Linked DNA regions of Mus musculus: regions 2, 3, 4 and 5 are each linked to region 1. A link is a loop called in an ENCODE intact Hi-C map of the cell type or tissue named here. Cell type or tissue: heart. All regions are shown on one strand. Each heading gives the region's core, and the rest is flanking DNA. Links, peaks and the distances in the headings are about the cores only.

Region 1 (6,487 bases), core at 1,121-5,120:
GTGGCATTTGGTGCACTGGTCTGGTGTATTTCTTTTCTGGGACTGTATGGTCTTCCCCTATATAAAGGATTGATGAGCAGAAAGAGACAGGAGAATGAGGAACAAGGTGGAAGATGGCTGGGGTTCCTCAGCACAGGACATGTGGGAGGCAGGATAGGGATTGTAAAAGGGAAGAAAAGGCCGCAGTGGGGAAGGAACTGGGCAGACTCCTGCCTCTCAAGTTGACAGGTTCAAATCCAAAGAGCCCAAACACCCAGATCAGACATTCTGGTACCAACATATCTGCTGTATTGTTTCAGAGAACTTTGTCAGTTATAGGGAGAAAAAAAAAACTATAATACCCTCCTCCATTTTTCCCTTTGTGGAAAAATCTCTCTGTGTATGTCTGGCTGTGTCCTATAACCTTTATAACATGTATTCCTTTGTTTAGAATAATTTCTTGCAATCTTAGAAATGAAAACAACTTCATTTTTCTTCAAATGTATTTGGATAATTCTTGGTACAAATACTCAAGGTCTTAGAAGGTCTTAGTGGTAATTAATTTGATACAAGACAAAGTATTTAGACTGTTTTTGTTTTTTTTTTTCTGAGACAGGGTTTCTCTGTATAGCCCTGGCTGTCCTGAAACTCACTTTGTAGACCAGGCTGGCCTTGAACTCAGAAATCTGTCTGCCTCTGCCTTCCAAGTGCTGGGATTAAAGGTGTGCGCCACCACCGCCCGGCGTATTTAGACTCTTATTTTTAGAGATTTATTCCCCTTTCTCATTCCCCATGTAAAGCCTTGTAAAGGCCTTATAATTTCTACTCGTGTGGCTTACAGAAGGTTCACAGAGCCTGGGCCTTTCTTTGATTTTCACTATTATAAGGATACATGGAGAGGGGAGATATATTTAGAATCTCATTTGAATCAGCAAAGGCTTTTCCTTCAGGTCAAGAAGATGTCCTGGGAAGCTGAGTAGAATTCACTGTTGGATAGTAATCTTCCCAGTGAGTTAAGACATATATACAGTTTCTCTATAGTCTTTGCTCCAGGAGATAAAAATAGCATGCTCTCTTGCTGAAAGAGGAGGAGGAGGAAGAGGAGGAAGAAGAGGAGAAAATGTGTGTGAGAACACACATGTGTACTAGAGTGCATTTGTTTGTGAGTATATGTGTGTGATTGTGTGTGTTTGTTTGTGTGTGTTGGGAGGGGACAAACTTTAGTCATTGATTAACTCTGCTGTGACAATATTCACACCCTATTATTTTTAGAGAGGAGAAACAGGTACAAGGCCTTTGGGTAAAATTAAGACAATGATAATGGCATAGTTTTTTTTTCCTTCAAGATATCTATAAACACACACTCTGTTTTTATTCTGCTGGAATAGCTTTAATATATAACAGTGTGTCTTAGTTAGGGTCTTATTGCTGAGAAGAGACACCATGGCCAAGGAAACTTTTTAGAAACGAGAACATTTCATTGGGGCTGGCTTACAGTTTCAAAGCTTCAGTCCATTATCATCATGGCTGGAAGCATGACAGTGCCCAGGCAGACATGGTGCTGGGGAAGGATCTGAAGGAGGACAGAGGGATCTGTCTTCTTGGAGGAAGCCAGGAAGGAACTCTTCTGTGCTGGGCAGAGCTTGAGCACATGGAGACCTCAAAGCCTGTTTACACAGAGACACACTTCCTTCAGCAAGGCCACAACTATTCCAACAAGGCCATACCTCCTAACAGTGCCACTTTCTATGGGCCAAGCATATTCAAACCACCACTCAGTGCTTTGCCATTAAATGCATTTAAAGCCCACATGTATAGTGATAAGCTTTAGCTAAGACCATTAGTATTAGCTTTATCCCCCAGGGAAGCCACTCTTTTGTTCTGGGTTGGCCACTGCCTTTTATAAGGACTCCTGGAAGCCACAGCTTCCACACAGTCATGGACATTCATGCTGTTTTAATTCTTAATTTAGACTTTAGGAAGATGAAGAAGTTGATTATTACCTATTTTGTGACTCAAGTGTTCTCAGTTCGTGGAGTGGTTATAACCAGGAAGCATGCCAATTTTAACCCCAGTTGTCATCAGAGTTTGGGGCTGACATTCTGATAGGGGATATACTCAAGCAGGACAACAAGGATGGCTCACTTTTTCAGGAGGGATGTTTATCTTGCCATGGACAGAAGAAGTGGAGGTTGACTTAGGGAAACAGGTGCCAGGACCAGATGATATCTAAGTTGGTCAGAGAACAAAGAGTGTGTAAACTCTCTGAAAGTCCTCCACGGTGCACAGGATGTAGGATACTTCATGAAAAGCAGGGACAGAAGTCCGGATTTCAGGGTATGGTTGCTGCATCCTGGAAGAACACAATGCCTCTACTGTTTCATTGCCTAGGTTGACATGGAAGCTTATGGGATGAATCCTGAGTGCATCTGTTAACTAAGAGCTAAGCAGGGCCTTGCCCTGGGTTGCTTGGGGACCCTAATATTCTTATGTATAAAATGAGGCAAGTAGTAGATTCATGGAATAGTTAGGAGAGCAAGGCAGAATGTGGAAAATATGAGAAAGATGCTCTCATTAAAAAAAGAAAAGAACTGGGCAGTGGTGGCACAGGCCTTTAATCCCAGCACTTGGGAGGCAGAGGCAGAGGCAGGCAGATTTCTGAGTTCGAGGCCATCCTGGTCTACAGGGTGAGTTCCAGGCCAGACAGGGCTACACAGAGAAACCCTGGTCTCCAAAAACCAAAAAAAAAAAAAAATTAATTAATAACTAAGTAAAAATATAAAAAATAAATAAAAAGAAAAGAAAAGAAAGAAAGAAGGAAAGAAGGAAAGAAGGAAAGAAGGAAAGAAGGAAAGAAGGAAAGAAGGAAAGAAGGAAAGAAAGAAAGAAAGAAAGAAAGAAAGAAAGAAAGAAAGAAAGAAAGAAAGAACGAACACAAGGAAAAAACTCTATTAATAATCCCAGGCACCTTGAGATTCATTCAGGTTTTACTGAGAATTCTCACCAGTTCAAAGGAGTTTTTCTAAGACAGCAACCCTGATTTTTCCTCACTTTACTCCATCTCTTGCCACGGAGGAAAAGGAAAGGGGTGGTGGGGGAGGGAGCGCGGGGTGGGGGGCGGGACTGGAGAATACATTGCCCTAAGATTTCCTCCTGGTTTGCCAGTACTGTGGGTCTGTCTTGATGATCAAGCCACAGCTTAGGTGATCTCCCGTGGCCCTACTGGCACGGAAGGGTCTAAGGACCAGTTCTGCCTGGACCCAGGCAGATTGGAGGTCGGTCCTCCTAGCCCAGAGTGGCACTCGGCCCGCGGGACTTTCAGCCTTGTGCTGGGTCACCCACTTGGGAAAGCGGCGGTGGGACTTAGGGAGCCTGAGGTCGAGGTCCCCACGCTTCAGGAGAGTGACACCAGCGCCCCCGAGTGCCCGGGCTACGCGCAGGGCCCGCCAGGCTGGCGCTCCATCCTCCCCGCCCCCCAGCACCGCTCTTCCCGGTCCCCACCCTCTACGTCCCCACCCTCCTCCTCCGCCCCCGCCCCTCCCCCGCTCCCCGCCCCACCGCGTCCCAGCCGCCCTGGCCGTGAGCGCAGGCGGCCCTGCCACCGCACCTGCAAGGCGCTCGCTGCCTGCAACCGCTCGGCTCTGCTCGCCCCCAGCCCTTCGTAGCTTTCGCCTCGCGGTCGATGACTCCCTAGACCCCTGGCCTACGACCATGACCACGTCCCTGCAAGACGGGCAGAGCGCCGCGGGCCGGGCAGGCGCCCAGGATTCGCCGCTGGCAGTGCAGGTGTGCCGCGTTGCCCAGGGCAAGGGAGACGCCCAGGACCCGGCGCAGGTCCCCGGACTGCACGCGCTGTCCCCCGCCTCCGATGCGACCCTCCGCGGTGCCATAGACAGGTAGGCAGCTTCGTGGTGGTGTCCGGGTCAGCAATCCGCTCTTGGGGTATGGAGGCGGCCCAGGGGTGAGTGTGTGCCCAGAGCCGGACCAAGTTTGGAAAGTGTCTGAAGACAATTCCCTTGGAGCCAGATCCCGCGGGGTCAGGAGGGCACCACGATCTCCAGGTGCCCTGTTATAAATAGCATCACGGGGTGGTGGAGAGCGGTCTGTCTCACCTTTGCCCTTTGGGGTGAACCAGAAGGCTTCACTCCAGACTGACCACATTCAGCTGCTGGGTGGCCCTTTTCCTATTACACTATAGGCTTCAAAAATCCAAGCTTGAATGTGTTCACCTCCCACGTAGATAGAGTCTTCCAAGGACCCGGGAGAGGCAGAGCAGGGGTTGACATTTGAGCCGTCTTTATGTTCCACAGGAAAGGGCAGCGGCTTTCCAAGGTTTCTCATCTCCACAGCAATGAGCATTAAGTGCCTTTGGAGTTGTCATACTTAGGAAAGAAAAAGGCGAGAAGAGCTTAAGAATCCGTGGCTTTTTGCAGTCGCACATCTAAATACCACTCCTGCTTCTTTGTCAGGATTTGCAAAGCGCTCTGACTTCAGTCAAGTTAAAATAACTCCCCAGTGGCCTAGCGTTACATTCCTGCTAACACATTCTATTGACTTACCTTCCCAGAAGGACTGCCTTGGTGTTCTGTATCTATAAGCACTTGAAAAATTAGCAGACTGTGTGTGGGCAACATTGTGAATGAAATTCGAAGTGAGATGAACCACATCTATATTTAATAAATCATAACTTCCAGCAGTGATGAGTAAAAAAAAAATCCTGGGGATGAGTTTACTGGATGTAACTTACAGATTTTGTCAATTTAATAGGAGCCAGGAAATGGCACACTCCCCTGGGTAATGTTTGCATAAATCATGATGTAGCCTGTGTTGGTGTTCAGGAAAGCCCTAAGTACAGGAAATGGAGTGTCAATGCCTCCCAAGGCTTTTCTTCTTCTTCTTTTCTTTTTCTGTGAGATGGGGTGGGGGAGGTGGTATAGAATTATTTGTGGTAATTGGCATATTTTATTTTTGACCCATGGGCACGACATCCTTGCTCTTTCCTGTACACCTACTTATAGAGTGTTAGCCTTGTCACCAAGCGGTACACGTTAGCCTGAGCAATGCTCTTTCCCCTGACAGCAATTACATTTCCTATTCTGTTTTATGTAAATGACGTCCTATGTTCTCTTGGTGTAGGAGAAAAATGAAAGATCTGGATGTTCTGGAAAAGCCACCCATTCCCAACCCCTTTCCTGAGCTCTGCTGCTCTCCGCTTACATCTGTGCTGTCAGCAGGCCTGTTTCCCAGGGCCAATTCAAGGAAGAAGCAGGTATGCACCTCCAAACCTGTGAAACCCTAAGGTCTTCCAAGGCTTGTGCCCACACAGACTTCAAGAGTTTTGCAAAAAAACCAAACCAAACCAAAACAAAGCATCAAACGAGAATTTGCTTGGCCCTTGACTGAAAGGGGCCCTTGAGATGATGTTCCTTCTGGGATTCAGCTTCCTCAGCTGTGTAGTGGGAATATCAAACATTTCCTCTTGGGTTCTTGGGAGAGAATAGGGTTGAGAGTGCACCTGTCCTGACTGCCTATCGGACAACAGGCATCAATTTCACACCAGTCTTAATTGGAAGGGGCGGGACTATAATATCAGGTGAGAAGGGGATCGATCGGCTCTTTGTTTGCTATTTAATGGTGTCTTTCCTTATACACATGTCATATAAGGCTAGCCTCCTTTACCAAAGGAAAGTGCTGTAGAGAACCTGACAGGGACCAAGAGCAATGGCTCAGTAGGTGAGGGCATTTGCTGGAGGACCTGAGTTAGACTCCTGAGACCCAACAAGTAGAAGGAAATAACTTACTCCCAAAAGTTGTCTTCAAACTTCTGCATGGGTTCTGGGGCATGGATATGTACACGTACGCACACACGCACATGCACCAGCCCATGCGCACACATGCATGCACACACACCATAATTTTTTAAAAAAAGGAATCTACATGAGGTAATTGGAGTTTGCAGCTCAAAATACTTTTCGGCAAACTTTATGTTTTGGAGGTTCCAGCTGCAGAAGGCATTTGACTTGGAAGCCATGATAAAATGGATTTTTTTTTTTAATGGTCTTCTTTCTTGTTTGAGACTGACTTACACCAATTAGATAGAAAAAGTCCAAGCAGCCAAGAAATGATATTTCATAACTATACATTTTAGGAGTGAAAAAGCAACACATCCTAGAATTATTCATCTTTTTTCATGGACTTATTCCAGTTTTGAATTAACAAAATAAAGAATAGCTTCACTTGTCAAAAAACATCTCTCTCTTTTTTTTTGGTGTTTTTGGGGTTTTTTTGGAGTTGGGGAGAGGAAACTTTAACATTCAGAGAACCGTGGTGAGGTGAAGGGAGGAAACAGGTAAATATATATATATATATATATATATATATATATATATATATATATATATCACATATGTGTGTGTATAAGTAGGAGAATTTTCATATATTAACCTCTGATTGGTTCAGTGATGTAGTTTTACTTAGGGGAAGGGAGGAAATACCCTGGGGAGCGGGC
Region 2 (6,487 bases), core at 810-4,809, 310 kb before region 1:
ATATATTCTGTATATATTCTACAGAATGACATTTTCTACAGAATGACTTACAGGCTGTGGTCCACTTAATTGAACAATGGCTGCCTATAAATAGAAGTTTCAAGAATCCAATAGTTACTCCCTCCATGAGGATAAATATCTCAGTTGGCATTCTATATATGTTGGAATCCCCAAGAAGTAGGCTCTAATGACAATTATGAGGAATGGACATGCTATTGATATGAAAGCAAGCAGGTAAAAAGTAAAATCCCTAAATAGAAGGAGTGGACTAGATTTCAACTAGGTCTTCCATCTTCAAAAGATCTAGATTAAAGGTGTGTCTTCCCACCACAAATATCCAGATTAGAATGGCCTAGTCGGCCATCACTGGAAAGAGAGGCTCATTGAACACTCAAACTTTATATGCCCCAGTACAGGGGAACGCCAGGGCCAAAAAGTGGGAGTGGGTGGGTAGGGGAGTGGCGGGGGGGGGGAAGGGTATGGGGGACTTTTGGGGAAGCATTGGAATGTAATTGAGGAAAATATGTAATAAAAAATATTTAATAATAAAAAAAAGAAGTAGATCTTCCCACTTCAAGTTAAAAAAAAATCCTCACACATGTGCTCCATTTGGAGGTCTTAGTTAATTCCTGACATAATCAGGTTGACAACCAAGAATAGCCATCACAGGTAGATAAGTAATTCTTTCTCAAAAATTATCCAACTAATTACTGCAACATTATTTCTAATAATGAAAATAAAGAAACAATGTAAGTTTCTACTCCATGATAAATAAGGAAAATACAACAAACACATACAACATAATGCTATTCCACCATTAAAACCAAAACAAAACAAAAATAACAACAACAACAACAAAACTCAAATCATATAATGTGCCACAACAGGGGAATGAAAATCATAAATAAAAATATAAAATAAAGCCACAAACAGAAAGACAAGTATTATATGATCTCGCTCACTTGGGTAATATTTTAAAAGTTGATCTCAGGAAGGGTTTAGTCATACATGTGTTTATTACCATCACTTGGGAGGTGGAAATAAGCAAATCTGTAGGAATCCCAGGCCAGCTAAGGTATATAATGAGAACATGTCTCCAAAAGGCACACAAAAACAGTTACTTTCTTACAAGTTAAAGAGTTAAATGGTTGCCACGAGAGGCTTAGGAGGAGGTATACAAAGACACAATTAACAGAAATAAGTTCTATGTTCTATATTCAGTAGAATGGTTATTGATAATAATAATGTACTGTTTATGGTTAAAAGCTAGAAAAAAGTATTTTACATATTTTTATGATAGAGAATAAATGATTGAGTATGTAAATGTGCATGTGTGTGTGTGTTTGTCCTGATTTAAAATTTACCTGGTCTATACATGTATCACAACAAAATCACAGGGTCCACCATACATATGCAGATTTTTGTTCAGATGAAAAACATAACAAATTTTCTACCAGCTTTATTCTGTGTCCCTTCTTTTTAAGACAGGGTTTCTCTGTGTAGCCCTGGCTGTCCTGGAACTCACTTTGTAGACCAGGCTGGCCTCGAACTCAGAGATCCGCCTGCCTCTGCCTCCCGAGTGCTGGGATTAAAGGATGCACCACCACCGCCCAGCCTGAGCCCCTCCTTTACCTGCCAGTTTCTAGTCTATGTTACTCTACATGTGATCCAAAGATTAAAAAAAGAAAAAGTAAGAAATATCAGAATTAGTGTTTAGATGAAATCTTTGAGAGTCAACCCTTGAAAATATTCCTTCACTTAAAACCACAAATTTTGTTTTACGTACATGTGCCTGTTTAAGCATACAATATGAGTTTGATTCGGTAAAATTGTAGGAAAACAGCTTGCTTGCTATGACTAAGAAAATAAATACTGAATCATATGCTTTTGTGTATGTGCTAAAATTCATAGGCTTACCCACACTAATGTGTTAACATGGTAAGTGTACTAACAGATGTTTCTATGAGACTAGCCTGGCATTGATTATGAAGGCCATTTCTGGTGATGTATTAATCATACAAATTGCTTGAACGTATTGCTAATATCTTTGTATTTTGACATTTGTCATCTAAAAGCAGAAAGACTGTAATTTCATTGGTTTTTCAGCTAGGTTGGGTATCAAATTTTATGTCATCTCATAAATTATACCAGGAGGATATAGCCATTCCTTTTCTTCTCTTCTCTCTCTTTTCCTCTGTCCCCCATGTCTCTTTCCCCCTCCCCATCTCCATCCCTTAGTTGCTCTTCCCCCTCCCTCTGCCTTCCCCCTCCCTCTGCCCTCCCCGTCCCTCTCCCCCCCCCCTCCTCCTTCCTGGACCTGTTTCTGAACTCAGTCTTATTCTGTGACAAACCGTTGAAAACCCACATCCTGTTACCTCTATCATTTTCCTAGATTTGGAACACATTGCACATTCAGAGCATATCAGAAAGTTAAAGCCCTCTGCTAACACTGCCCAACAGGGATCATTTTATAAGTATATTAAATAAGTGTGCATGTTTCAGTTGCTCATTAAGGCTGGAATTTGCCAGGCTGACTGGAGGGAGAGAGAGCAGTGAAGGCAGCAGGTGGCAGTAGCTTCCACTCAAAGAACAGAGATTCCCAGCAGGTCCGGAAACGACGGGAGGCCTCCCGCTCAGGCTAGCTTTCCTGAAAGACAGTTTTCCCCCTCTGAGAGCTGCTCAGTTCATTTATAGAAAGATGATATACTGCACAAACTCCACAGACGTTGGACAAAACAAATGGGACTCGCTTGTGTCCTCTTCATTCAGACAATGAATAACAAACGTGAAGGCTGAGTTTTCATCTCGAGAATTGCCCTTAGTTGCTCTTCCCCCTCCGGTGCTCTCCAGTGGGCTCCTTGTCCACCTCCATACACTCTCCTGAGTCTCATTCAAACGTGGCAATAGAAGTGTGCCATGCTCGTGGATGCTTATTTGCCTTTGAACACTTAAGAAAGGATATTAATCCAATATTAATAAACAGTACTGATAAAACGGACTATATATTGAATAGATACTGCCTTACAGTTCCTTGCTCAGAAGATTTACACGCCTTATCTCATTTAATCTGTGCAATAGCTCAGGGAATTAGATAAGATGGTTACACCCATTTCACAAATGCAGAAATTGAAACAGGGATCGATTAACTTGGCTAACGGCATGCTTTAGCCAATAAGTAGAAGAGGCCAGAGGAACAGACTCCAGGCCTGTACTATCCATTATTACCAGAGGTAGAGGGAAAGGTATGTATTAGGTAGGCCAATCCGTGCTGATTCTGGGTGTTTTAATTCCACTGGGATTTATGCTGCTTGAGAATGTAAATGGACATGATGAAGCTACACTTTTAATCCCAGAGCTATAATAAAGGCTGAGGCAGGGAGATCACATGTTTGAGGCCAGCCTGGAACTCTGTCTCAAAACCAAATAACTGAGTAAAATATAAGTTTTAAAAGCATGTATGATCAAAATTCCTCTTGAGAAGTCTACCAACAGGTAGACTCTTGAGGCCAATGCACGAAAAGATTTTGTACGAAACACACCAGGAAGCAAAGCAAATCAGACCATGAAGCAGAGACTACCCAGATGTTAAACAAAAATAATTGTTTTGGTTTTGGTTTTGGTTTGAGACAGAGTGTGTGGCCCTGGCTGAGCTGGAACTCAACGTGTATGTCAAGCTAGCCTTGACTTCATAGAGATCCACCTGCCTCTGCCCAGTAGGGGCTAAGGTTACACTATGTCTGGTGTAAACAATGATAATTCTTAAATGTCTCTGCAAGAAACAAATGAAACAGCACAGTATATTTCCCCAGAAATAGACAGTACACCGTCAGTCAGCATCAGCTCACATGTACCCTCTGCACTCCACCTCTCTCAGGCGGATCGAACTGGAAAAGCTGAAGAGGTGAATGGAGAGGAGTTATAGGATACTGGCAATTGTCTATCTCCCGTAGGATCTTGTGTGATGACTCCATACTAACTTTTGTTGTTATATTGATCGAGCAAATCGATTTCCCCAAGTCACGCAGTCAGTGAGTATTTTATATGTATAATTAAACACAGAATCTGTCCAAGTGTTCAACAGGCATTTTAGAGCAGTGGGGTTGGGAAACTCTGATGCCCTCAGGAAAGGTATGTTGATGAAAACCACTTATTAATTTTCTCTTTCTCTTTTCAGTAATTTATTTATTTTATATGTATGGGTATTCTTGTCTATAAAAATTGTTCTCTCTCTGTCTCTCTCTCTCTTTTTCTATCTTCCTGTCTCTCTGTTTCTGTATTCCTCTCTCTCTCTCTCTTGTGTGTGTGTGTGTGTGTGTGTGTGTGTGTGTGTGTGTGTGTGTGATGTATCTGGGGCCTAGGGAGTTCATAAGAGGACATTCAACCCCAGGATTGGAATTACAAATGGCCATGAGTCACCTTGGGCGTACTAGGCACCATACCTGAGTCCTGTGCAAAGAAAACAAGTACTTTTAAACTTGGAGCTGTCTCTCCAGCTCACTTATTAAGTTCCTATTGAAAGATACTCAGTTTTTATGGGTGACACCATTTCTTATTCTCCAGTAAGAGAATATTATTATTACACTTGTTTAATAATGTATCTAAATAACTGAATTTCTTCTAGACCAAAGACAGACAATGCTTGGGTGTTTGCAAAGCCCAATGCCATCCAGGCTATTGGGGTGATGTCTTTTGGTGAGTACCTGGTTTCAAAACTCTTTGTCAATATGACACATCTGCTCTGTGAAGAGGTTCTGGTCCATGTATAGAGGGTCTTCTACGTTTAGATTCCCCATTAACAGTACACAATCTAGTTCCTGTTGATATAAAATCAAGCTCAAGCCTTGCTCGTCCATTATTAAACTTTCTCATTTGTTACTAAATTTTGCTTCTAATTGGAGAACAGTGTTTCGATGCTGGACATTCATGACAGTAGTTAGCACTCAAGCATATCCCTGGCCAGCCCAAAGGGACCCCCATGACAATGGTAGCAATCAGGCACCTTCCTGGCCATCCCCAAGGGACTGGGCAACAAGTCATATCATCCCTGGCTGCTCAAAGGCAAAACAATTCCCATTGTTGCCCCTGTCACATGTCCTCCTGCGCATGTGTCATGGCCCCAATAAAAAGCCACTTTTTCCCCAACCCCAAACCACTTCATTTTCCTTCCTTCCTTTATGTTCTATCGCCCCTCTCTTTAATAAGCCCCACCCCCTCCACATGAGACCTGTTTCCCGGTGTGATTTTGTCAAACTTGTGTTAGTTCCACCAATGGTTAGTGTGTCTCCTAACTTGGAAGTCCAGTAAATGTCATAGACTTCTATAAAGTCTTGGCAGAAAGGATTTAGGATTTCGCTAGATATTTATAACTCCACTATGTCCCAGCTGCCAAATAAAGCAAGGTACAAATTTTCCTGAAGATAGGAAGAGGAAAAAATGGGAGAGTTGTTGGACAGGTCTGGTTTATGTTGAGAGTTACATGAAGTTACTAGGTAAGCCTTCTGTGAAGTTCCTTGTATGTAGGCCTTACGTTCTGGCTTACTTAGTGCTGTAAATTAATATATGTTCATTTGAGATATTAGATATTCTAAGGCAGTATACATCTCTCACCTTTTCAAAGTAGAAAACACAGTCCTGCTGTTTCCCGAGTAATGAGGTTTTCTTTTGTGTTCCAGCGTTCATTTGCCACCATAACTGCTTCCTAGTCTATGGTTCTCTCGAAGAGCCCACAGTAGCGAAGTGGCGCCGGATTATCCACACATCCATCTTGGTTTCTGTATTCATCTGTGTGCTCTTTGCAACGTGCGGGTACTTCACTTTTACTGGCTTCACTCAAGGTAACATGAGAGACTAAACCACAGCCCATCCTGGTGCAAGTGCACTGGTACCAGTCGATCCGTGTTCTGCCCGCTTCTGGAAAAGTTTTTCCAGGGGACTACCCCACCCCAGCCCTCTTCCACCCACACTCTCCGCTTTCTCCTCCTGCCTGTCTATCGTCTGCTCCACAATTTCTCTCTTCTTAACCTCTCAGATTTAGTTCTGTGATCCGTACTCTCTGCTCCCAGGCGCACTTGTTTGCTTGTTGCCAGACGTGAACTCTGGCTCCCCTCTGCTCTGTACTTTTCCTTTCCCGGGTACTAATAGCCTCCCAAAGTTGAAGCTGATAACCTTTCCGCCTTTGGTCTCTCTGAACCTTTCTGAGTCAGCTGTACTGAACTGCCTCCCACTTGAGGAAAGAATAACTGTACTGTTACCACTCTTCTTTTTCTGTGCTAATATTTTTGTTGTTGTTTTCGTCCTCAGACCTTTCTAATCTCCCACGCCACTCAGAGATTGGGGTCCTGCTTTTCCATTGACAAATAGTCTGCGTGATCTTCCCATTGCCCTTGAAGCCCAGGCCTGTAGGATGTTTCTGCTTAATTGTCTCATTCTGGATTAAATCAGCAGACATCACCTTTCCTATAAAGCCAGCCCTTTCCCTCCCTGCCGT
Region 3 (6,487 bases), core at 1,171-5,170, 98 kb before region 1:
TAGTTGGGTGGAGAACTCTGTTCAGATTCCAGAATGCCAAGGATACAGCGTGCTCGGGCCTGAGTGAGAACCAGACAGCAACTAATCAGGGAATACAGGACAAAGCTGGTCTCAAAGACCTCCTTCTGTGCATGGCCCCTTTATACTTCTTCATATGAGCCTTTTGAAGATTATTTTGTATTTTAATTACCTGAGAAGTGAACTGTAAGAATGTAACTGACACTCTCACATAGCTACCAACTCCTCTTGTCTTCGGATAGAAGTTATCTCTGTTCCAACTATCCTCATCCAAGCCATCCCAGTAGCTTCTGTGTGCTTCAGTTTCCAAGGCGTCTACATCGTCTTCTACTGTCTGCCTCTTGGAAGTCTGATCCACTCCACCAGCGACCTCACGGAAAGCTGGTTCTTTTGATTCTCATCCTCTGCTCTGTGACCACTTGGTGCCCTGTGTTAAGTGATTTTTTTTTAAATATTGCCCTTGGCAAATTACACATCTTTATGCAATTTTCTGATTATTTTGTCTTTTGATCTGGACATCTGGGTAGTTCTTTGATGTATTGTTCAACAGGAACCAGAATTATTTGCTTTTCCCTAGAGAAGCTGAAGGACTGTGTTTTGTTTATTCGTTACCAAAATCCTTAATGATTAAGCTGGGGTTATGTTTGTCTGCATGTATCTGCTCATATACACCACTCAGGAAAGAACACTTGCTTTCCTGGGCATCTCCCATGTTCTAGACTCAGGGCCAGGTGTTGTGTGATTAGACACCCTTCATTTTTAACTCCTCCTTCACCTTACTACCTTCTTATAACTACTAAGTTTTTTGTTTCTTTTTTTCTCTTCTTCCCTCCTTCCTTTCCTCCCTTCCCCTCCCTCACCCTCTCTCCATGTCTCTGTCTTTCTTTATCCTTCCTTCCTCCCTTCCTTCCTATTCTACTACTTTCTCCATCACCCATGACCATACCTGAATCTGTATTCTTAAAGTCTGTTTATTATTCTTATTAAGAAGCGATATCTGTTCCTCAGCTTGGTTTTGTTTGGCTTTTTTGAATCTGTGAATGAATCTTTTTTAAATTAATTTATTATTATATATTTTCTTTATATACATTTCAAATCCTATCCCAAAAGTTCCCTATACCCTCCCTCTGCCCTGCTTCCCTACCCACCCACTCCCACTTCTTGGCCCTGGCATTCCCCTGTACTGGGGCATATAAAGTTTGCAATACCAAGGGGCCTCTCTTCCCAGTGATGGCCTGTAGTGGTTTGAATAATGCTCCTCCAGGAATCGTCTTCAGGCCCTAATGTAACAAGATCCTAAGACTTAAGAGTCCACAGATTGGCCTCCCATGTGAGTATCTTATTGATAGGTCCCTGGCTCTTCACCTGTCCCCATTGTTCCTGTTTGGAGACCCACCTTTGTAATTTCCTACCTTTATGCACCACAGTGCCTTCTGGGAACAAAAAGTGCACTTCTCCGGAAGCCCACTTCTATTTTGCTTGTCCCTCTCTCTCTAAGCCCTAATACTTGTAAATATGATTTAGAAATAGTGTGCATATGGATTTAAGTTTGGAGGTACCACCATCTTTTCTTTCAGTTGGGCTCTAGTGCAAAGGCTAGGGCCCTTATAAGATAATTCATACAGCCAATTAGCATGAAGACAGAAGAGAGTTGTGTGCAGCCCCAGGCCAAGCTGGGTGTCCTGCCATACAGGAACACTGGAAGCCACCGGAGAATGCAGCAGGCAAGGAGAGTCCTTCACAGAGAGCATGTCTTGTCACATGTCTTGATTTCAGATTTCTGGCCATTAGAACCCTGGTTTAAACCATTGTGACGTTTTATAACATTCCTAGGCAATCATCATGTCCATTTTGTAATTCCAAATATTCTTGCTGTTAAATTTGAACCTGTGAATACTTACTGATTGACTTTGTATGAGAATTGGCAGATCTATCATGCAACCCAGGGTTTTACCAAACTGTTATCCAAAACTTCATCGTCATCTTGGTGTTCATTTGTTTTATTCTTTTGACTTCTGTTAGAGACCAAGGCTTCATTTAGTCTCATCCACAGTGTCTTCCCTTCCTTCTTCTCCAGTCATTTCCCAAAGAAACTCAGAGTAGACAGAAGAGGACCAGCTTAATGTACCTTCATACTGCTCTCTGTGACCAACTGACACATTTATATTTCTTATTTAACGTTTCCCAGCTCAGAAACTGTACCAGCGCTTATTTGGGGGGGGAGGGGCAGGGGTGTCCCAGGGACGTCTGTTGACATCATTTTCCTTATAAACCTTATCAGTTTCGGGAATGTTTCCAATTCTAAGCAGGACATTTTAGTCATTGTTGTTCAAGTGAAGTCTCCTCCTCTGTCAGAAAGAAATGATGGCACCTCTGTCTTCTGCTTTCTCACCTCCACAAGGTTGAATCATTCCTCATCTCTACTGCCTGATGAAGTGTGTTCTAAGGAGAATAACCATGACTCTGAACTTGCCTCATATGTTTTAATTTCTGTGTACCTATAGGTATTGTATTTATATACGGTTAACTCTTGAGCTGATAACTGTTTACATTCAAATATTCATGACGTTCAGTAGAACACTCCAGTTGCTGAATGAATGTTACTTATTTTGGTTGCTATTTTGTTTACAATTTTAAATAAAAAATATGGATGATAATTAAGCATTACATGCCACCTTGAACAATGTAGTTGAGGTTTTAGCAAACTTGTTTTAGTCACTGAAAGTAGTAACAGTGAAATAGGAAAACATAATAAAAGGAAAAATATCTATGAAGCAAGCTGCTATTGCTTGTGATGCAACTTAGACCACAAGGGTGCGCTGTTTAACAGTACAGCATTCTAATCATTTCCAGTTTTACCCTGAAAGCTTCTTAAAAAATAATAATAATAAAAGAAAATGGTTTTATGATGTTATAAATTTCTTATTTTGATTGTTAAGGAGGCAGAAAAGTAAACTATAAATATTAAGTATTAGTAATACATGAAAATTATTTATGATGGTCAGTGTATTCAGTTTAACCTTTGGTTCACTTTGGTCCCCCTTTAAGTAGTCACTGGTCTTGTGATCCCCTGTAGTCAATGCTTACTTTAAATGTACCTGGTTTTGAAAAGGAAAAAGTGTTGGCCACGTCTCTTCCACTTTTGGCTGTCTGCATTTGATAACTTGCTTCATTCTTCTAGGGCATTTCTCAACATTGGCAAATGGAGATATTTGGATAGTGATTTTGGAACATACACTGGAATTATTCACATAGCTGGCTGTTGACTTTCAGGCTGGTTTTGACAGTTGCTGTGTGTGCTCTTCCCGAAAGTGGTCCATTAACGATCCAAGTTCACAGACCTGTGTAGAATTTCTGCATCTGACAGTCCATCTAAAGAATAAGTTTCACTGAAGCTCCATTTCAGTGTGTGCTAATTTTCATGTCCCTAAATTTTCTGTACACTTTGGCATCATTTTCAGCCTCATGCCACTTTCTCTGTATAGGTGAATATATTATATCCTGTGAAAATGTTTAATTCAAAATGAATTTCCAGTTAGAAATTTTCTAGCAGTTTTTCCTAGAACTTTTTGAACGTGTTATCAAACAGACTTTTTCTCGTGATTTGAAATGTCATTTGTGTTACAAGGTCTATGGTATTTGGCCTTTTTTGTTATATATAGGAACAGTAACTGTATCCCTATATGAAGTGCGTGTAACCATATGAAGTAAGATTGTCAACAAAATGACATCGACAGCTTTGGGGAATAAGACTAAGTATAGAAATCTGAGTCCTAGAACCATTTACTGTCTGTTGAGGACACCTGTAGCAAAATCAGTCGGCAGAGGACTGCCTTGTTTCCATCAGTTGGTCTCTTAAACTTATGTTTCAAGTGGAAGTGGAAGAGTTTAAAAGAAATTGTTGGAAATCTCCACCTGTAGAATTCCCAAAACCTTTGGAGACTTTTTGACTCCCACCTTTAGTGTGGCTTTACTGCTTCAAGTCCTCTGCATTCAACAGTAAATAACTGTCCCCAGCCACTGGCATGGTGTGTAACCTCCTTGGGGTAGGTTTGTGGCTGGAAGCACAGTAAAGGGATAACCTCTACTGAGCATTTCATTTGGTCTCAATGTGTGTGCTGCCACAGACAACATTCGAATATTGGGAAACCAAGACTTCCTGCCATCTGATATTATGCAAGTGAAACTTAATACCCAGAGTATTCGTTTTTCAGTGGCTGACTCAATTTTTTAGGAATGCTTTGCATGCCTCTTTTACACAGTTTTATCTTTATTTTTTTTCCCTACTTAATTTGGTTTAGAAGCAGATGATATGCCCATGAAGCAAGTAAACATCTGTTTTTTATTTTACTTGGTGAATTTTTCCAGTTATTTTATGCAGACCAATTAAGGTTGTACTCCCTGTTGTAATAGATTATGTATTTGTACTCGTTAAGAAATATTTCTCTTCCTGCTTTTTTTTTAATTTGGGCTATCATGTAACACTTTATTTTCTCTCCTGCTCGCGTCTTGTATTTATTGTATGGAAAGTGGACCCCACACGGAGTTCAACAGTTGCCTAGGAACTGTGGTTACCATGACAGTTGCAGCTTGATATATGAGTACATCTGGCTCTACTTCCAAAGCTATGAGTGGATTAATGCATCTGAAAAAATCTACCAGCACAGTATATTCTTTCCTTTTTCCCATGCATAATGTGCATCATTTCTTTGTAACTTTTCTAAGGTTTGTTAAGGAGTCATGGCCACGAAAAGCGAGGCAGCGGCGCCTGCTTATGTGTTTAGTTTTCCTATTCCAGGCCAACTTCTACAGAGAACACTCCATTAATCTACACTCAAGCCCTCTGTTGGCACTTTCAGGTGTGCTTCAAACCTAAAAGTAAAGGGACCTGCTAATTATATTTTAACCTCTAAAGAAGAAAAATCTTCAAAGAACAAGAGCTCTTGACCATTTGTAAATTGAATACACGTTTCTCTTCCTTGTCTATCAGTAAGCAAAAGGCTGCCTGTGCCTTAAGCTTTACACTAGGTCACAGCAGAACACTGAAGTCAGAAGTCCAAGGCTTACATAGCCTCTGGCCTACATTGGTGTTGAAGGCTGCATGAGTAGGTGTGCCCTTCTCTACTCAGCAGCATGCAGTAACAGTAGCCAGGTCAGAGGAAGCATGGCCGTGGTATGAGTGTGTAGGGAGGGATAAAGCTTTCTTGATAGCTTTGGCTTTCTCTCTGGGCTGAACTGAAATGCCCTCCTCCCCCAGTGTATTACTTTGGCTGTCATTTGACTTTGGCATGGGTTCTAAGTTCAGCTCATCTGTAAGGTGTTCTCCTCACCTGTGCCTAGAAACATGTCAGTCCAGTTTGTTCGGATTACAGGGAACCACGATCTTCACCATGTATTCTCGTTTACTTTGGATCGATCCTAGGTTCTACTTTCTTCTTGTTCGTAGAAGATGTACGGCTGAGCTCAGTTCTCATCTTTGGGCTTAAAAATGTTAAAACCAAGATTGTCACTAGCAAGCCACGATTATATAAATAGAGCTCAGTGAGTGAGGGGAGGGTGGGACTGACGGAAACACTGATGTGTCTGAAGAAGAAGAATGTACATGTCTGTCAAAGGCATAAATAGCATAGGCTTAAAAATTTGTCTTTTTTTTTCTTTGCACAAAAAAAGGGCCAGTGTGCATGTAAATGGAAACTGCTCAACCTCTGTGTGTCTTGTGTCACCTTGGGCTCTCCTAGATACTCTGTGGTGTTTTTACTCTCTGCTGTAGTCTTTCCATCAACTTTCCACACTAAATGAACTTGTCCATTGCTGTGTTCTTTTTCTCTGAGGAATAAAATTTTCTAACTAAATTTCCCAGAATCTTCAAGTTCTTATATTGCAAAACTATGTACGGCTGGCTTCTACCTAATAAAAAAAAGTTCTGTAGTCTGGACCTTTGGTTGGTGGTAACCAGGTCACAACAGCTACTCCTATTGAATGACTCCTGAGACCCAATGTATGATAGCAACATTGAAGACTTAACACCTGGCATCTTTCTGTGTGCACTTATTGCAACACAGGAATCCACACAAGCACCTTGTGGTGCAACAAAGAAATGGAAGGCTTAGAGTGTGAGAAAAATGTGTTCATTTGCTGAGCTTATTAACTAGAGGATATAAATGTCACTGTTAACTAATAATGAATTTTGCACAAGATATGTTTGATACAAATCTTGTGACCAACACAGCCACGTGGAATTCCTTGGAGGGCCTTAACTTTAATTAGGAACAAAAAGTCACAAGCTAATGGTGTTGATGCCACATGGAACACCTTCTGGATGATCTAGCTCTAATCTTATTGGCTTCTACCGTAGTACTTATTTCAGAAGAATGATAGGAGTGGTGTTAAAATTGGCAGAGGAGATGACTGCTCACATAGTGTAGGTTGAAGAGCTGCAGGCCCTGTACCTGATGTCTCCTGTCTTTTG
Region 4 (6,487 bases), core at 1,096-5,095, 220 kb before region 1:
GCCCCCATTCTTGCTGGCTGGTTCATCCTTTCACTGGTATTAGAGCCTACTTTGAGATTCTGGCATATACTGAAGATCAGCTGAGATATCTAGCCTCATGGATTGAATAACACTCTTGGACCTTCCATTTGTATACAGCCATTGTTAGACTGGCTGGACTACAGTGTTAGGCACTGTAATGAGTTTCTCTCTCTCTCTCTCTCTCTCTCTCTCTCTCTCTCTGTGTGTGTGTGTGTGTGTGTGTATGTGCATGTGTTTTATAAATTCTGTTCTACTACAGAACCCGGACAATCACTAAGTTATCACTCAAGGATGTGCACAGAAAACCTGACATTTATTTTGAGTCTTGTGTAGCTCAGATTGGCTTTAAACTCAGTATGTAGCTAAGGCAGAGCTTTATGTTCTTCCTGCCTTCACCTCCCAAGCAAGAAGGACCAATGTTTCCTCCTTATAAGGGCCAACTCACCTCCCATCTGTTGTTTTCAGTCATCCTCCAGGGCCTGTGAACTAAAAAGCCCTTCTTAGACTCCTTTGTTTTAAGAATGTTGTTTAACAGTTTCTTCCTAGATTAAAGCATTCCATCCTGTTGGAAAGCTCCTTACGCAGGAAAGTAAACAACTCAAGAGAGCTTCAGGAAGTCCCTGAAACTCATGAGATTGACTAGGTACTTCCCTGTCAGAGTAATCAAAAGCAGAGAATTCCTCTCAGATCAAGTGACGCCACGTTGCCTACGAAGACTCAGACAAACTGAGCTTCCAGGAAGGTTCTCACGAAGAAGAAAGTCTGCAAAAAAGACTCTTGAGACTAGATGAGCTGCCTGATAGAAGCAGAGCCCAGCCAAGCTGTCTGGAAGGGGGTTAGACCAACTGACGTACCTAGAAAGGACATCTCCTAATTGTGGAGCTGCCTGTAGGCTATTCAGTGTGTTCCATGGGGTGGGCTTTTGGGATACAAGTGTTTGGAGTAATTTCTGCTCCTGTAAGTAACCCTAATCAAACTCATTGGTTCACCAAATCAGACTTTAGTGGTATCTGTACTTGGGTCTGTTTCAGGTTTCCTAATTGGGGTGAGTAGATATGTGTTGCATCTCCCCGGGGAAAAGTTTTGTCACACAACAAATCTCTTAAGTGAAATCTTTAAGATTTCTTCCATTTCCCTATTCCACAAATATTTGCAGACTGTCTTCTGTGGTGTGAGCTGCATTTAGAAGACAAGGGTGCGCGCAAAGCCTCTTCTATCCAAACCCCTCCTAGTCTGTGTAACAGTCAGTTGTCACTGTCCATTTTCCTGAACTTAGATCACCCAGATTAATAAAACCATACCCATGGAGCTGTGGACAAGGACAGTTCTAGAAAGATGAACTGCTGTGGGGAAACCAGTCCAGTTGTGAGCAGTACCTTCTCTTGGGTTAAGGGCTCATAGGAAATAAAACCTGAAAAAAAGGAGGAAGCCAGCCCAGTGCTGGCACATGCCTTTCTCGTTTTCCTGGCCACCATGCATGGACTGCCGCTCTCCATCACACCATTCCTGACCTGATGAGCAGATACCTCTAAGTCCCTAAAACTGGGAGCTGAAATCAGTCCCACTCCCCTGCTGTTGTGTGGTATTTTGATCACAGCAATGAAAAGCTAACTGAAACAGGTGCAGCAGCCGTTGTCCACCTAACAATCAAATCAGTTGAAGAGAGAAAGGGCTATTTCTATCCGTGCTATTATTCCAAAGTGATAATATCTGAGACAATCCCTGCATTGATGATGATTGGATGAAATTGGAGGGGAGATTTCCAAACAAGAAAATGGAGCAACATCTGGACAGACTTGGACAACTTTCAGAGGGACTGGGAAGGGGCTGTTTTCCAGCATTATGTTAAAAAAAAGGGGGGTTATTTAAAAACAATGATTACCATTGCCGATAAATTATGCAGTTACAAGATTACAGCATAGACAGTAATGTATAAGAATATGAAGTATAGTCTTGGTTCTGAAAGATGCTGAACAGTTTATTGACTTAATCTCAAAATAGATAATTAGTGCTTTGGGGGATTCTGCTGCAAACCCCGAGCCTCTCCAAGAAGAGGTGCTCAGGGTAATAGTGTAACATATTTAGGATCCTTCAACTTAGTGTCACCTCCATCTTGACCCATCTCTGCAGGATGACAAGAGTAGGTTACAGCAGGCTCAGCACTCTCCTTAACGTGATTCTACCAGGAAATGAAACATCTCACTTGTCAAGCAAGCCATTTGGGTAGGCTCAATTTCAGTGTGTGGAAAGTATGACCCTGCCCGGTGCCCAAGAACAAAAGGATGTAAGGGAAAAGTGGTGTCATGAAAATTGCACTCAGCAGTTACGAAATGTTGTAAAAATCTCTTAAAGATTAGCCTAACTGGAATCCATAATAGTACTAGGATGCCATAAATCAAGGTTGAAACTAATTAAGTGCTTGATCCTGTGATTCAAAGTTATAAACTTTAAGTAGTTTCAGTGTTCCTTGCTATTTACAGCCTGTCTATGCAACAGCTGTAAATCTGCTTATCCATTTACGGTCAGAAAGGATTCATGAACTTGTCAAACCAGTGTTATTATTTAAAGTCTAAAATCCAGATCCATTTCAAACAATTGCCTCGTTATTAGTCAAATTATTTAAAAGCAACTTTTAATGATAGAGTTCTAACACAGTCATCGCAGAAGTCACCACGATCTTCACCTCCATTTCATATTCAAAGATGTACTGAGACCATATTCACCACAAGGGAGAGGAAAGAGACAAAATCCAATTATGTGGAGTAGTAGTTAGTACTTTTGGTTCCAGAAATTATTGGTGGTGGTTGTAATGAATGAGCAACAAAGAACCTTTAATTAAGCACGGGTTATAAATACTAGTTTAATTTTAATGTGAACCAAAAATGTTAAGTCCTTTGTTATCCTACATCATGTTTTTATGCCTACAGATTTGCCACTTGAGGTATCCATTTATATATTTTTAATTTAGCATTATTTCCTGATGTTCGCTTTTGGACTCATCAATATGATTTACTTTAAAACAGTTGGCAAGGGTCTAAGGGTAAGGAGACAATATGCACCCGGTTGTCAGGTGGCACGTCTCCTCTGAGAAGAACTCTTGCAGGAACCGAAACTACAAACAAGCAAGCACTGTCTGAGATTCCTTTATTCCTGTGAAACTTCCAGGAGGCCACTAAATCTCTGCTGTTCTTTCTTAGCTTATAGACTGTCATCATGAGAACGTCCAGTCCTCAAATCCCAGCTGTTGGCTGTTTACATCAAGAGAGGCATGTCTGGGAAGACTGGACGAGCTTAAACCTGCCAGGGATTAAAAAGATCACAATGTCAGAGGTGCCTTTTAAGGGCTAGCAACCGTAGGGGTCAGTAAGGTTAAAAAGAAAATCCTGCACTTCGAAGGTCAGACTGCAGGTGGTCAATCAGCAGGACTCGGTCCATGAGCTCTCCTCACTTCCGCTACAGCTTGGGTCCTCCCTGGGGTTTTGCTGGCCAGGTAGCCTCCCTGTCCGCCCACTCTTCCTCTTGGGTTCGCGAGGCTTCCCAAAGCTACTCAGTGTCAGTGGGGACTAAAACGAGCAGCCTAGACGCTTCCTCTCCACCGGCCTCCCCCGCGGTACCTAAAAGCCGCGTGCTCCGCGGAGGGGTGCGGGGTGGGGTAGGAAATTCCTCCTCGCTCCACGTCCCCGCCCGCTCGCCCTACCCGTCCCCTCTCCGGCTGGCTGCTCTGCTCGCTCCGATGCTGACCTCGTCACCCTCACTTCTGCAGAGCGAGGTGGCCGAGGCGGCTGCGAGCTCGGGGCTCCCGGCAGGGCCATGGGGCAGGGTGAGTTGGGGCGCGGGCGCGGCGGCCGGGGGCCGGCCGCTTTCCGCCGCGCGCTCGCTCCGGGCGTCCGAGCTAGCCGTGCGGGGGAGGAGCGGAGCCTGGACGGGCCGGGTCCCCTAAAGCGGGCAGTGGCTTGGGAAGGCGGGGGCGCTGTGGTTCGCAGCTCCTCCGGAAAAGTTTGCACGGGATTCAGTTGGTGCGCAGCGGGCCGCTGGAGCCCAAGCACTGCGGGCGTGGCGACCGTCCCGCGCCCGGTCCGCTCCTCCTCCTCCTTCACAGCCCGGGCTGCCGCGCGCCGCCCCTTCGCCCGGGACTGGCTGCGGGCTGCGGCCGGGGCGGGGACCTGTAGCCGTCGTCGCGGCGCCCTCGGGCAGGGACCGACCGGCAGGTGGAAGCGCCCCGGGGAGGCGGGGCCGCCCCTGGCTGCCGTGGGTCGAGGCGGGCTCTTGGCCCGGCCGCTCCCGCCCTGACCCGCCGGCCTCTCCCACCCTAGCAGTGACGCGCCGCCTCCGAGCCCGAGCCCGCGCCGCGGCCAGCAGCGCGATGGACCGCAGCGTCCCGGATCCCCTACCCCGCAGCGCGCCCCGCACCCCCGCCATGCAGCCCGCGGGCTCCGCAGGGTAAGTAAGCCTCCCTCCCGGCCGCCGAGGCCTCGCGCGCTTCACCTGCCCGAGGCGAGCTCCCCGCGGGGCCGCCGGGCTCCCGGGCCGACCCACACGCGGGCGGGAGACTGCGTCCTCCCGGACGAGTCGGGGTGGGGGGTTCGGTACTTTGGGCAAGCTTTCCGATCGGGGTTACGGAAGGCCAGGCGAATGGCAGGCGTTGGGTGAGGAGTCCCGGAGCAAAAGTGGTAACAAAGGGCCCCTTGTTGGGGCTCTGTAGCGGCGGGGGGGACGACACCTGTAAGCGCGCTCCGGGAAAGGAAGGAAAAGTTTCCACAGCCAAGCGCTCCAGCCCAGGAGGATGGTTTCTGTCAAGGTGACTGCAAGGAAGGGGCTTCCTGAAAGTCCACGGAGGGCGCAGCAAGGTGTGCCAGCTGTCAGCCCGGCTTGACAGTTCCGGGAGCAGGCGGGGTGCTCGCCTCTGACTGGGGGTGTGTGTGTGTATGTGCTTCTGGCCAATTGGTGATGCCAAAGCCGAGTGCGAAGTCAGTCGCATTGGCAAACACCTATACTTTTTTTTTTTTTTTTTTACCGTCACGTGTTTGAGGAGCGATTGGAAGGGAAGGGGCTGTCACATGGTGAGTTAATATTAAATGAAGCATGCCTTCCTGCCAAATATGCTAAACATCACTCTGTTAAACGTTTGGGTAAACAGTGGTGGGAACAGGTAGTCCTGCAAGGGCCAAGGAGAACTTGAGAATAACCTTTGTCGTAGTAAATGGTCAAGCTACACAACCCTGTCCTAGGTGAGACCGCCTCACTGCTGTCATGTAGCCTCTTTGCCATAAAGCACCCCCAGTTTCTCTTTTTCTTTGTTAATCAGAACCTAGAAATGCCTTAAGCAGAGTATGAAAATTCCGGAAATTGGAACATTAAGGAACAGGCGACTTTGTAAGCAATGAATGAAAGTCGTTCTTTTTTTTTTTTTTCCCCTGGTTTAAGAGTGAAGAAGTCATTTTTCCCTGGAACATGACAGGCGTTTCCTTAGGAGCAAGTCACAGCATGTTTATTCATCAGAGGCCATGCGAGCATTGGCAGTTGTCTAGAGGAAACATGGAAGAGTCTCAAGGCAACATGACTAATCTAACAGATATTTAGTGTAATGCTTACATAGAGGAAACATGCAGTGTATGAATTCGTTCTTTTTTCCTCTAAATTTCGATCTCCTCCATGCAAATATCCCCTATTGCTGTAGAGCGCTACTTTTTTCTTGGGGGGGCGGCTTTCCACCGTTTAGATACTAATGTGTCTCCTTCCATATATTTTTACCGTATGGAGAGTAAGTGTGTCGGTAGGATGAGGTAAAGCAAGGCCTGGAGACAGAGCTGTGGATTAATGTAAGTTAATGTCATACAAGCTTTCACACAAAACTGAATTAGACTCTCAGAAAACAGCAGAGAATTCCCGTGTGTGTCTGTGTAATACACTTACACAACACGCAGTCTCAGATGCTCAGGAATCGGTTCTTCTAAACAAAATAGGTGAGGCCGGAGAGCTCGGTGATGAAATATAGAGCTTTCTAGTGACAAGCCTAGAATACCCCGGGTTTTATGCTTGAGAACTTGGGGGCTAAACAAATGAGTTCCTTGAAAGTATGCATATATTTAATTGCTTGATGACTTTATTTATTTATTTATTTATTTGGCAGCGACTCCTTTAGGCTAGGCTGGTCTGCAACTGCATTTATAGTTGAGGGTTACCTCTTGTTTCTGCCTCCCAAAATTGAGGTTACAGGAATACACCACTGCACCCTAAAGAGGAAAATATTTTAAAGAACCTTTGTGCTTACCTTTCAAACTTCAGGGAAGATATCTGGGAAAATGCTCCTGTAAATAAACTGCCATAATACCTAATAGTATTCTTTTAAGAAAAAAAAAAAGAGCTTCTAGTGGCTTGCCCTCTCCCACTTGTCTATTCCAAGTGCCTGTCATGTCTGATGAGTATTCAGGATTAGTGTTTGCTTTTTCTAAAAAAAAAAAAAAAA
Region 5 (6,487 bases), core at 1,389-5,388, 64 kb before region 1:
ACTCAGGTAAGATGGATTCTCAGAGTAACTTATAGTTGCTCTGATGCCTATGGCTAGAGATGTTGAACATTCTTCAAATACTCATAGGTCATTTGCATTTCTTCTTGAGCTGTCCAGATCATTGATGCTTTTATTGGTTGCCAGTTTTATTTTTATTATGTTTAAATTTTGCAGTTCCTTATGTAATCTAACATTATGTCCTTTGACAGTCCTGCCTGACTGTCTTAAGTGATTTTTTTTTCCCTCCAGTGGTTTGCAAATGGAACGCTCAGCCATTGGGTTTTGAAGGCTGAGTGTTTATTGATTGAAACTTCCTGTAAGGCCCTTCTCTCATTCGATTGTTACAGGCTTGACAGTTGGCTATAGCCCTTGCCATGAAAGAATTCTTAAAGATCAATTTTGGTGATTGATGCTTATGTTTTGAATATATAGGGAGTCACTAAGTGGAGGATTTCAAACTACTGTCTGACATTAGAACCAAATTGTAAAATTTTGCAAAATTTACTGTACCTTTTTCCAAGCCCTTCTGAGAAGCCAGGATTCATCCATCTCGCTCAAACTGCACTGAACAGCTTGCCTGCACTCTGTTTGTGCTCTTGGCTTTTATGTTGGCTTGGTAATTTTATAAAGATTAAGATGTGTTGATGGGTTATTTAACTTGTTTGTTGTGGAAATAACAACTCTCATTTTCCATTTCATGATAGAGTGAACATTTATTCTTAATTATTTGTAAATCATTGAGTGATAAATACTGAATGCTAACATTTACAGTTAAGCAGAAGTTATAATGTGTTAATTGTTCAAAATTAGACAGCTGTCCCATTTTATAAAAACTTGATGGGAACAAAATGTGTTTCTTCCTCTTAGGTTACTGTTCCATCGAATACAATATCTGTGAATGGGAAGTCGGGCCTCAGCCAGTCCATGTCCATTGACGCCCAGGACAGTCGCTAATATTACCCTGCTGTGACACACTTCACCGACCAGCTTTCTGCCTACAAGAAATATTCACAAATATATATTTAGATGTACATTAATATATAAATCTATTCAGGAGTAAACATTTGTATTATGGATTTAATGCCAAAAGAAAAATGAATAGAATCTATAATTTATAATAAGTTTTGGCCTTTTTGTTATAGCTAAATACTGCTGCTTTAGAAATGTTAAACAAGGTGTAAATGACTTGTTTTTTTCCAATGAAGAACAATCACTGCTTATGGTTTTTTTTTTTCCTTATGGATATACTGTGCACCATGAAACAAAGGTGTAAATTGAGATTTATAGACATACTGTATGACACAGAAACAGGCAAGCACAGACTAACATTTACTGCCTCAGCGTTAGGCTATAATTAGAAAGATAATTTATAGTACGGCCTTTGTTGCTGAAAGACGTGGAAGACTAGTAAATCAAATAGATAATGTTCAGTTATTTTTATTGAAGAATCACTATGAGACTTATTTTATGTATTCTTTAATTACAAGTGTCAGATCTGTAGGTAACAGTTGAGTATTTTTAAATAGAACACTTTAACCTTTAGAAGTAAAATTGCACAAGAAGACTTTAAGATATTTTCTGTATATAATTATGATGTTGTTACACAGATATTGCATATTTTCTAATGCCAGAGGCCTTAAAATATCCCTGTGAAAATGTTGATACATTGTGGCAGTTATTTCACTTTTGCTATAAGGAGGAATTGAGGGTTAGTTTATGTCCACATTCAAAACTTTGAAGTCAGACATTTGCAAAATCCTGATTTTTTTTTAATTAAAGAAAATGCTAAGTTAGTCATTTATGTATCTCAGATGCTAGCCATCTAAATAATAATATATATTTTCCTGAAAGCCAAAATCGTTGAGAGAAACAGTACTTGATGTGTCGGCTTCCAGTGGCCCAGAAGTTTAGAACGTGTTAGTGTCCTGGACTTCCTTAATAATTTTATTCCTCTTTTATTCAAAAGACTGCTCAGACACCTGACACTGAACTTTTTCCTAAAGCTACTGGAGTATCTGTCATCCTGACACATAGGAACCTTTTTCCGTTTAATAAAAGCAAGTTATATATTTACAGTCTGTTGTTTCCCGTGTAGCCTGTGTTAACGAGCATATTTGAATACCTGACCTGAAGCACATGTAAATGTCTATGTTTTTTATGAGTGTGGGTGCTCTGCCTGCACATATGCCTGCACTGCCTGTGTGTTTAGATCCCGTGAAGTCCAAAGTGAAGCCCTGGGTCCCCTGGAACTGGTGTTACAGGCAGTCGGAGCTGGACATGGAATTGAATCATCTGAAAGAACAGCCAGTGTTCGAAACCGCTGAGCCCTCCCCCCGCCTGGTGACCATGGTCTGTTGGTCACTAACATGAATGGAACAGCAGTGCTTTTTTGTTTTTTGGTTGTTGTTTTTGTTTCTGGCTATCAGGACTCCCAGCGAATAGTTGAGCTCTGATATTTGCCTGCCATCACATGAAAGACTTAGCCTGGTTCTAGGTCCTGCTGCTTCCTTATCTCAGACATGGAGTGAGAACTATCTGCACGTTATATGATTATAAACCAGCAGAGAGCAAGTTCTCAAAACCTAGTGTATGCACATTTGCCTATCTGAGGAAAAACATGATGTCTGTTTCAAACTACATCACCAATGTGTTTGTGTCAGCCTGAAGCCTTTTAAAACAATGTTTTAAAACTTAGAACATGATTCATGCTTTCAGACTACAGTATGTGAAACTTGTTTAAAACTATTAAGATGCTGTCATAAAACACAGGATGAATCTCAAACACTTAACTGAGATGTATGTGAGTACCATGAAGGCAATTAAGCCCCATGTGCTTTAAATATGTAAAAAGGGTTAATTTGTTAGCAGCAGGAGAAAATCTAAAAGACTGTAAATATGCAAAATGTATTTTGCATATTGCATATGCTCTGTATTTGCGTATCAGCATTGCATATGCTAATCAGAAATGTAGAGAGTAGGAAGTACACAGAGGGCGCCATCTCAGCTGATCTTCCATCAAGCATTGGAAACAAGGAATTGAAAACAAGCAATGTCTTGCTGTTGCTAGGAAGTACCCTGGCAAATCAGAAGTCCCTTGCCTGTATCCTCAAAATTAGGAACATGTTCACACGATGTGACAGTTGTTTATGTAACCTTATCAGTATGCCACACTGAGGTATGGCACAGATACAGGGGGGAAAAAAAGTTAAAAAAAAAAAAGATGTGGAAGGAGATGTGTTTGATGGTATCAGTTTCAGAATGTAAAATCTCAATGATTCTGTGCATTCTGGTTGAGCACACAGAGAACAAATAAGATCCCACACGCTTGGTGGTTGCCTACTGAAATCAGACAAGGAAAGCAAGTGAGAGCTCTGGAGCTATCGATTGTGTTGCAACATTTTATTTTAGAAACTGATGTTTGAAAACAAAGGCTTCTTATACCTCAGATTCTAATCTATAGAATTAGAGTTAGAATTAGAATTAGAATTAGAATTAGAATTAGAATTAGAATTAGAATTAGAATTAGAATTAGAAGCTGTGTAGTATTTGGTAGGTTGTGTAGTATTTGGTAGGTTGCTTAGGATGTAGGAGACGTGGCTGTCTCTGAGTCACTAAGACAGAGGTTTTGAAAAGTCATCTGGCCTTTACTGCTTTAGGATTTTGTCACCCTCTCTTCTAAACTGAGAAGTCTTAACGACAAGTTGTTTTCTCCTCATTTCCTTAAGATAATGACAATAATACTAGGCAGGAATGGCCCCGAACTAACTATAGATTATTTAATGTGGAATAGCTAGGCATTTTACCCTTATGGGTCATTTACAACAACATTTTAAAATTATAAATTGGACATAAGTGAGATTTTTTTTTATCTCTAACATCTCAGCTCCTCTCTGGGGAACCACTGTTAATATTTAATCAGCCCATTAGATTTATGTCTCAAGTCTTTTTTTTTTTTTTTTTTAGTAGAGAATAGAGTTTATTTAGGGTATGAGGAGGGGAGTTCAGAGGGAAGTGGAGGCAGAGAAGGGCAGAGAGAAGGAGAAAGTAGAGAAGTAGAGGCCAGCCATGAGCACGTGGAGTGGGGGGAAGGGAACAAGGAAGGGAGGTGGAAGGGAAGAGCATAAGAGGGCAAGAGAGAAACAAGAAAGATGTCTGAAGTCTTGAGTATGTATTTGTCTAACAGTTACACACTAATACTCTGAGGCAACTTGACTTTGATCTAACCAGGGTTTTAGAAGAGAGGGTTTTTATACCTAAAAGTTTTGCCATATTTGTCAGCCATCTTTTTCTTGCTGTGGTATGCCAAACTGCCTGGCATCAAGGTATTTGTATTCAAGTCTCAGGTCTACCTAATCTTTTAAAATCATGAAATCTTAGGAAAATTTATCTTCCTTTTTATCTGAAAAGTGAATTGATAGGCTTATCTCATGGGTCTGATGATTATCAGGATTACATGAATTTTAAATGTGTCTGACACACAGAATTTTCTTCCAAATTCACTTAATGAGAAAGAATTACACTTGTTTATTATTTGGTTGAGTGGCCCTCACTCACACATCCCGTACATGTAACTGTCAGGTCTGGCATCAACAGCAGAATCTACCCTGCAGCTGAACCAGAATCCTTGCAATGAGACCGGTCACTTTCCAAAGACCAGAACGATGATTCTAAAACCCCAGGCTCCGTTGATATATGTGCCTAATGACAATCCCCCATGCCTCTCACTACCAAGAGAAACCAACTCTGAAGGAGCAAGGACTCACAATCATTACATTTACTATTATATTTTCTAAAGTAAAGGGGATTTGCAGCTGAAGGTTATAGTGAAGATCCTGCCCAAAATGATGTCTTTGAAATTATTTGAAATTCTCATATTTAGTGGTTTAAATCTTACATAGGATTTGCACGTCACTTGATTTACTGGGGAACGCAAACATGTAAGATTGCCTTGTTCCAAATACCACTTGGCCAAACACATCTCAGGATTTCACGTTCCCACTTGTCGGGCTGAGCTCCACGCATGGTGGTTAAGGTAAATGGCGCTGGGTTCCAGGCTCTCCAGATTTCTAACCCACTTTCTTGCAAATTTCCAGCCCTAAAATACTGGTTCCTAATGTGAACAGTTACACTTTACTTATCACAAGACAAAAAATGCACCATATGTTCTCTCAATGTTTCAGACAGGTTGTGTGTGTGTGTGCGCGCGTGTGAAAAATTGTAGAAAATTCTGGTACTTTTACATAGAATTCTTGGTTTTAATACATCATGGACTTTAAAAATCCATTTTAAAGTTGAAGAAGTTGTTTTTCTTGGAGGGAAATATATACTACATTTCCAAAAACATTTCATAATTTGCAAAACAACTCCCTAATTCATCCTTTCTTTCTTTCTTTCTTTCTTTCTTTCTTTCTTTCTTTCTTTCTTTCTTTCTTTCTTTCTTTCTTTCTTTCTTTCTTTCTTTCTTTTTCATCCATGGTGATGGATCAGTGATAGCTCAGATTATTTCCCTGCCATTCACGCACACAGTTGCCCTGTGACTTGGCAGGTATTCTCTGTACAGAGGCCGGACTCATTTTCCTGTCTGTAGAAGCATCTGGTTTTGTGCCTATTGAAAAGACAGAGGTGACATTGTGCTGGTTCCGAGATGTGTCAAAGGTTAGTATAGTTTGTTGCCGGCACTATCCTTCAGGTGCTGCTCTGAAAAAGAAAGCTCTGAGTGGCCTTGAGGGAAGGATGAAGTGCAAGGGAAAGCGTAAGTGACTGCTAAGTCTGGCCTCCTGGCCTGAGCCAGCCCAGCCCATAGCAGTGGGCTCCCAGGCTGCACACCCAACACTGCACCGAGCTGGGTAGTAGGTGAAACACACCATTTTAAACATGAGATTGAATGACTTTAAGCACATTCATAGATTTGTTCGGTCAGCTCAAATTCAAATGTCATTTTCCCCAAAGTCCCCCTAGTGAATACTAGATCCAACATGAGTACACCCCAAACCCTAGATCCCAGCCAGCTAGAAGTCAACCTAATCTAGTATCACTCCGTCTTCATTGCCTTTCTCTGTACTTCTGTCCTACTTGTCTTTAGGCTTAGAAGTGTGAGGACCCAAGTGTCACCTCCAGTCTTTTTGGAGTCTTGTTAGTTGACAGGTGAGATACAAGATGTTTAGGTAAATTTACTTATCTGATAAATAATCTTCAGCATGAGTAGTCTGCACAGTTTTGAGGACACACATTTTACACATATTATCTGAAATTCCATTTTAACTGACCATCCAAGTCTGTTAATATTATGATTCCTTTGAAAACTTGAGAAGCATGAGAAGCAAGACGTGTTAGGAGTTAAGAACCAAGAGGAGACACTAGGTCTGGGCCAGCTGAGGTAAGCCGTGAGCTTATATTACAGAACAGAAGAGACCTTTGAGCTTCTGGATAGATCTTCATCAGAAGAATTCCCACATCATGAATGGGGAGGTGGCTATTGATGAATTCC

What was found. Hi-C counts contacts between places; a loop is a spot of excess contacts. Peaks named below come from ENCODE experiments on the same cell type or tissue, not always from the same donor. Only the 100,000 strongest peaks of a DNase experiment are listed, where the experiment ranks them.
Region 2: a loop joins it to region 1, with 7 times the contacts of the local background. A loop is called at or near these places in 15 of 42 quality-filtered maps.
Region 3: a loop joins it to region 1, with 7 times the contacts of the local background. A loop is called at or near these places in 15 of 42 quality-filtered maps.
Region 4: it touches region 1 in a loop (2.4-fold over the local background); 6 of 42 quality-filtered maps call a loop at or near these places.
Region 5: it touches region 1 in a loop (3-fold over the local background); 3 of 42 quality-filtered maps call a loop at or near these places.

Annotation. Positions count from the first base shown.
Region 1 is chr2:65,019,848-65,026,334 of GRCm38, reverse strand. Grb14 (growth factor receptor bound protein 14) reads left to right here and starts at 3,569. Exons shown (of 14, transcript NM_016719.1): 1 at 3,569-3,875; 2 at 5,116-5,248. The coding sequence starts at 3,691. In heart, for the core only: CTCF peaks have their summits at 3,395 (motif pointing left) and 4,501; DNase peaks (open chromatin) are centred at 3,394 and 3,774; H3K4me3 peaks cover 1,921 bases; H3K27ac peaks cover 1,516 bases.
Region 2 is chr2:65,333,937-65,340,423 of GRCm38, reverse strand. It overlaps Slc38a11 (solute carrier family 38, member 11), which reads left to right. Exons shown (of 12, transcript NM_177074.2): 8 at 4,622-4,692; 9 at 5,673-5,834. Among named protein-coding and RNA genes, the nearest start is that of Slc38a11, 27 kb to the left of the region's middle. In heart, for the core only: a CTCF peak has its summit at 2,554 (motif pointing right); a DNase peak (open chromatin) is centred at 2,593.
Region 3 is chr2:65,117,977-65,124,463 of GRCm38, reverse strand. The region is part of intron 6 of Cobll1 (Cobl-like 1); the gene reads left to right. Among named protein-coding and RNA genes, the nearest start is that of Grb14, 98 kb to the right of the region's middle. In heart, for the core only: a CTCF peak has its summit at 2,830 (motif pointing right); no DNase peak of the experiment used is centred there.
Region 4 is chr2:65,236,337-65,242,823 of GRCm38, reverse strand. Cobll1 (Cobl-like 1) reads left to right here and starts at 4,033. Exons shown (of 14, transcript NM_177025.6): 1 at 4,033-4,461. The coding sequence starts at 4,385. Gm13594 (a long non-coding RNA gene) reads right to left here. Exons shown (of 2, transcript XR_001783320.2): 1 at 4,742-6,487; 2 at 2,628-3,318. In heart, for the core only: CTCF peaks have their summits at 3,430 and 3,999; DNase peaks (open chromatin) are centred at 4,123 and 4,873; H3K4me3 peaks cover 2,124 bases; H3K27ac peaks cover 2,123 bases.
Region 5 is chr2:65,083,938-65,090,424 of GRCm38, reverse strand. Cobll1 (Cobl-like 1) reads left to right here. Exons shown (of 14, transcript NM_177025.6): 14 at 868-2,086. The coding sequence ends at 954. Among named protein-coding and RNA genes, the nearest start is that of Grb14, 64 kb to the right of the region's middle. In heart, for the core only: no CTCF peak of the experiment used is centred there; no DNase peak of the experiment used is centred there.